2 separate regions of the Mus musculus genome follow, and region 1 is linked to region 2. A link is a contact called in ENCODE POLR2A ChIA-PET data. All regions are on one chromosome and are shown on one strand. Each heading gives the region's core, a stretch centred on a gene start or an enhancer-like site at or near the end of the contact. The rest is flanking DNA. Distances are from core to core; before and after follow the strand shown.

Region 1 (2,700 bases), core at 29-2,528, 89 kb before region 2:
CTGCTCCCCCAAAGCTACAGTCAGTGGCCTGGAGTCCAGTACCACAGAGGACTCACTCGTTTCTTTCATTTGCAGTACCAACCACCCCTTCCTGTCCGGTAAATGCTGAGCCTCCATCACCTCTGCATCAGTCCACTTCTTGTCTGCATCACCAGAGCCCTGCTTCTTTCTACAGTTGACATGTTTGGTCCCTGTCGCCTTCCTCCACTATCTCCCCAGTGTTCGGACACTTGGCTGCTAGGCCACCTCTTTCACCCCACCCTCCACCCCCTAGCATTGCCCAGGCAGTGACCCACCCATTGCTAAGGCAATGGGCACTACCTGTGCTTGTTTTTCTTGACCCTGAATGTTTACCTGTTGCCATCACAGCAGCCTCCTAGACTCTTCACTTCTGGCCTTAAGGGCCCCGCCCACTTCCAGCCTTTCCAGTGGCCCCCCAGCTCAGTCAGTCTTGTGATCCAAGATGACCTCTCTTCTACCTATCCATCTATCTTGGTACTCTCTCGGGACCTACACTCATGTGAAACCCGTCTAGGATGTGACAAGAAATGAGTTAGCCCTCTTCTTTTCTCCCAACACCTCTCAGCCAAGAGAGTTCATTTAGGAGTTTAAATTGCATATGCCTGGCTACCTAGCACAGATCCATGTATTTTCTCCCAGCTGGACGTCATAAAAGTCTTATCTGCCTTCCACAAACTCTTATCAAGTCCCTGTTGTATCTGCTTTTACAATCCTGCATCTGCTCTCATGATGACACCTAACATTCTTAGTTCATGTGTTAGGGAAAGAACAAAGTATACTTTTAAATATATTTACATCTCAAAGTGGGGAACGCAGGTAAGAGATCTAAGAGATCTCTCTCCGGGCGCTGCCACTTAATGCATGAAGACTGCAGAGAGGCAGTAGGTGAACAAGTGCAGGGCAGGAGGGGGCCAGGGAGGAGCAGTGAGCAGAGCCAGCAGGAAGGCAGAAAGGCCCAGGCTTGCTCCTGGGACGATGGCAGCCCGAACGAATGACATCACAGATGAGATGGCTAAGAAAAGTCCAAGTATATTCTGACAGAAGATCATGATTAATTCAGTATGAAAAAGCGACGTGTTGAGGGCAGTTCCTAGGGTTCTGGCTTGAGGTGAGAGGCTGGTGGATGAGGTCATGGGTAAAATGGAGAGACATGGAGTGAGCTGCCTAGGGCGGGCTGAATGCTGCAGCCTGCTGCTAAGGAAGGCTGGGATAACATAGATAAATTGGGGATTATCAACAAGTTGTTCAAGGTCAGGCGCCCCTGGGGAAACTGAAACAGATGAGGGCCTGGGACCACTCTGGGCTGGAAAAGGGAAAAAGAGGACAGCGGACAGATAAGAACAACACTCATCCGTGCCTTACCCCATGTGTCCCAGTGTGAGCGCTGCTCACTCCCGGTGGGAGCTGGGAGGCACTGAGTACTTGTATCCAGCTGCCCACCCAACTTCCCATTCTTGCCAGGACTCTGCCCTTTCTGATAACAGATTCTGACACTCCGCTAGGGGTCTTTCCTCTGGCCTTCCACCTCACTAATCCTCTCCTGTCACACATGTCCAAGTGTTAGCATAACTTTAGCCAGAGTCCGAGACACTGCCAGCAGTGAGCGTGTGATTTGTGGTAGGTTCCAACTGCAACAAACCCCAGCTCCTTCCTCTGAAAGCGAGACAAGGAGGTGCACGTTGCAGTGAGGCAGTAGCTAGCCTGCTCTGTGCTCACCGCTGGTATTCTCTGCCCACTTTCCCACACAACCTTGCATTCAGCCAGCCAGACTGTGGCAAGCTCCAAGATACAAGGACTTATCCATCCTTTCTGCTCACATGGCTAACTCCCCATTCCGTAGCTTCCTGAGAGCTCCTTAGGCTCTGGTCCCCGCAGTGCTCACAGTGCAGAGGCTTTCCCTCCTGACCTTTACATCTCAGCAGACAAACCCGAGAAAACACCCCACACTGCTCTAGGTAGCCTCTCTCCTTGACTTAGCGTTCCCCAGAGGACATTTCCGCAGCTACTCTCAGGGCCATGGGGACTGTCCCCACGGTCACTGTGATCTCTGACCACAGCCAGGATGAGTGCTGCTGCCTTCCCAGTGCAGGCTAGGTGCATGGTGCTGGCACCCAGTAGCTACTTAATAGATGCTGGAGGACAACAAAGCTTACCAAAACAACAGGTCACCTTGTCGCAAAGGAGGGATGGTGCCCAGATTACCAACACTGTCCAAGGATCCAATCACATTAGCACCACCACCACCATCTGCCTCATTTCCAATTCAATAGCTCTGGATTACTTTTAAAAAATGACTCAGGTTTGCCAAAAGCCAATGCTTTAGACTCTCAGGTTGTTTTGTCTTTTTAAAATCTACCATTTAAAATTCAGAGTTGGGTCCCAGCACTAAGAAAAACCTATCATTAAATGACCCTTAGCACATCACTAAATGTATAACTTCATTAAACTCTGATAAGGAAAGGGCTTTTCTTATGTAAATGATGAGACACAAGAGCCAGCAGCAGCAAGCCACAGCACGGGGCCCACTCCTTTGCCACGCCTCGCCACGTTAGGGCTGGTGGTGGGCTCTGGATCTATTATGTGGTTCCCTAGAACAGTGCAACAATTGCAAGTGTTCTGAACTATAATTTATTACCCTATAAGCTTAAACAGTCAGGAATTAGATGGGTTTATATTCAT
Region 2 (2,700 bases), core at 175-2,674:
GGCCCCAAGAAACAAGAGATAACGGTCGTAGGCAGAGACCCCGTTACCCAAACCTCACCAGTTCAGGTCAGACGCACCGACTGGCCACCTCCTAAGGCCCCAGTTCCCAGAGAGGCCTGACTGGGGGCCTCTCGGGTCCCTGGGCCGCATCCGCCCACCAAAGGCCCACAAAGCCCCGCCAACGCCAAGGACTCCACAGCTTCAACTTCCCTCCGACCCAAATCCACTTCGATTTTATAGGATCAGAGTATGACACCCTAACTACAGAAGGCTAGGGAGAGATTCTGCGGCGAGCCATTACCAGATCACTTACACAATAAAGCGATCCAGAGGCGACGGCTGACCCTCCCCCCGGCCGCTCCGCTACAACGCGCCCGGGCCACATTTCCCGCCTCGTTCTCCCCAACGGCCCAGGCCTCGCCCGGTGTCCACCTCCCGGTCCACCACGGTCCCCAGCGAGCGTGGCATGAGGTCTAGCTCCAGCCCTCCTTCCCGAGACCAGCTCTGGAGCCTCTCATCCGTCGCATGCTCCCAAGACCATGCAGTTTCAGGCCACTGGTCCCTAAACCGCACAGATCCAGGGTCCGCCTTCTGAGTCTTCGGAGAACCTTTCAGTCGCACCCGGGGAAATCTAACTCCACCTAACCCACGGTGCAACCCACCCAGGGTCCCCTTTCCTTCCTGGGCCCCCAGCACCAAGATCACATCCCAGGACTCAGTCCTCTCCTAAAAGGAGATAGACACGCCGGGCGCCTCCGGCCTCTTATTAGGGCACTCACCTCCCAACCCCACGCTTCCAGGGATCCAATGCAACCAGGAGTTGGTCCCTACATCCCCATCCCCAGATCTCCATTCTCATCCCTTTCAAGAGTCGTCCTCACGTATGACCTGGCCCTGATCCATGAAGAGGTCTCATTCTCAAGGACCCCATTTCCCACCCCTCCAGGGGTCTCTTCATCTCCATACACTGGGGTCTCGTCATCTCCACAAGCTCCGCTCTCCACTGCCCAGTCTCCCTTTCCCAGCTCCCGCCTGGGCTCCGTCTCTGTGCTCCAGGCTCGCCCAGTTCCCCAGCCCCGGTTCCTCCCCTCCTGTTCCCTCAACCGTCCCCACTCCCGGAACGCCGCACTCGGACCCGGGCAACTGCTCGTCTCACCTTCAGCCGAAGATGGTGGCGCCGGCACACGTCCCCAGCAGCGACCACAGATCCAGCGTCTCAATTCCAAACCCACCGCTGCCTCCGCCGGGCTCCTTTAGCACTGCTGCTCGCGCCTGCCCCACCCACTCCCACCCTCATTGGGCCATCTCCACGCCCATCACTGCCGCCCCCAGACCCACTGGTCGGTTTGCGCGCCCATCTCCCAGGAAAGACGTTAGCAACCCGAACGAAGCTACCTTCCCAAGTCCCGCTCCCTCCACCCACCTGGAATGATGCTCATTGGCTCCCGCTCCCGACCTAGACCCACAGACTCCCAATCTCATAGGCTGCTACTCACGCCTGTCAGAGACTCCGGGAGGTGCGGCCGGGGCAGTGGCGGGTGATTGGCTGACTCTGGAGGGAGATGGACAGCTGAAACTAGGAGCCTGGCGATCCCGCGAGGCAGAGATCGCCGATCTTGTTGGGGTGTGCGCGCTGCGCTAGTCAGGGCTGGGTGGACAGTGGGGCAGGTGTACCGCAGCACAAGTCACCAGCTCCCACTGGTCACGTCTCTCTATTGCGTCGGGCCGCCGCTGCAACCCACTCGAGCGTTCTGCGGCCCGTAGGCTTGCCGCAGCCACTGGGTCCCTCAGCGGGACCGGCTTTCGCCGAGGAATCGCCAGCTCCCGGAGCTGCCTGCAGGGGCGGGGCCGGAGCGCGGTCCTGAGGCCTGACGTCACCCTGGAGCTTCAGTGGGTGGGAGCCGCTGCTTGCGGCTCACCTGCAGTGGGGGAGGGGAGCCTCTCGGGCTGGGCGCTAAAGCTCTGTCCTGACCGGGCTGCAACCCTGTGGCGGCCGGAGTCCCCCCTTACTGATGCTTCCTTCCTCTCGTGACCCGCCGCAGTTGGATGTTTGCTTGCTCTGCCTCTTAGGCAGGGCTGAGATTCCAAAAATACGAGAAGCAAACGGGCCTGGCAGAGAAGACCAGAGAGCGACTTCATTTGTTCACTCACTCATTCATTCCAGCTCTCTATGGAAGAGGAACTGGGTAGGGCTTGCAGGATTCCTGTGCTGTTGTCATAGCCCCTAGGGCTAAAGAACCAGTGGTTCAAGTGCCTTAGAAAGGTTCATGGACCTCAGGTGGGAGTGGGCTTCCAAAATAAGGAAACTGGAAAATTGAAGTTAAAAAAAAAATGTAATGAAATGTCTGCAGAATCTAGTCAACTCTTAATTATACATGTATAAATATAATAAAGTAAAAAAATCACAAGAGCCAAATGGATTATTGTTCTTATAAAAAGATAAATATAAAATACTTTATTTTAAAACTGCCTCAGGATTTTATGTATTTAGTATTGTATATATGTGTGTGTTTTAATGGATACTTTGTAAATGCCTGAGAAACTTCTAGACTGATTTTTTTTTTTAAAGTGAGAAAAAAAATGAAAACAAGGCAGGAAGTGATAAGAAAGGGTTGGTGGAATTCAGAGAAATCTCCAAGGCAGCTGAATGCAGAGCCCTTCCGGGGGAAGTGAGAATTCTTTGTCCTTTGTCCAGGTGCA

Evidence for each region. ChIA-PET counts read pairs that join two places held with the same protein, here RNA polymerase II (POLR2A).
Region 1: POLR2A ChIA-PET joins it to region 2 with 16 read pairs in embryonic stem cell. The contact joins the enhancer-like site here to the promoter of Myh10 in region 2. POLR2A ChIA-PET finds 5 or more read pairs at or near these places in 3 of 5 experiments (Patski and embryonic stem cell).

The regions. Positions count from the first base shown.
Region 1 is chr11:68,779,394-68,782,093 of GRCm38, reverse strand. All of the region lies in intron 15 of Myh10 (myosin, heavy polypeptide 10, non-muscle), which reads right to left. Among named protein-coding and RNA genes, the nearest start is that of Ndel1, 72 kb to the left of the region's middle. Within about 2 kb of position 1,278, at least 1 of the 3 ENCODE cell types and tissues checked has a DNase peak (open chromatin) inside an H3K27ac peak, as active enhancers do.
Region 2 is chr11:68,690,639-68,693,338 of GRCm38, reverse strand. It overlaps Myh10 (myosin, heavy polypeptide 10, non-muscle), which reads right to left and starts at 1,424. Exons shown (of 41, transcript NM_175260.2): 1 at 1,157-1,424.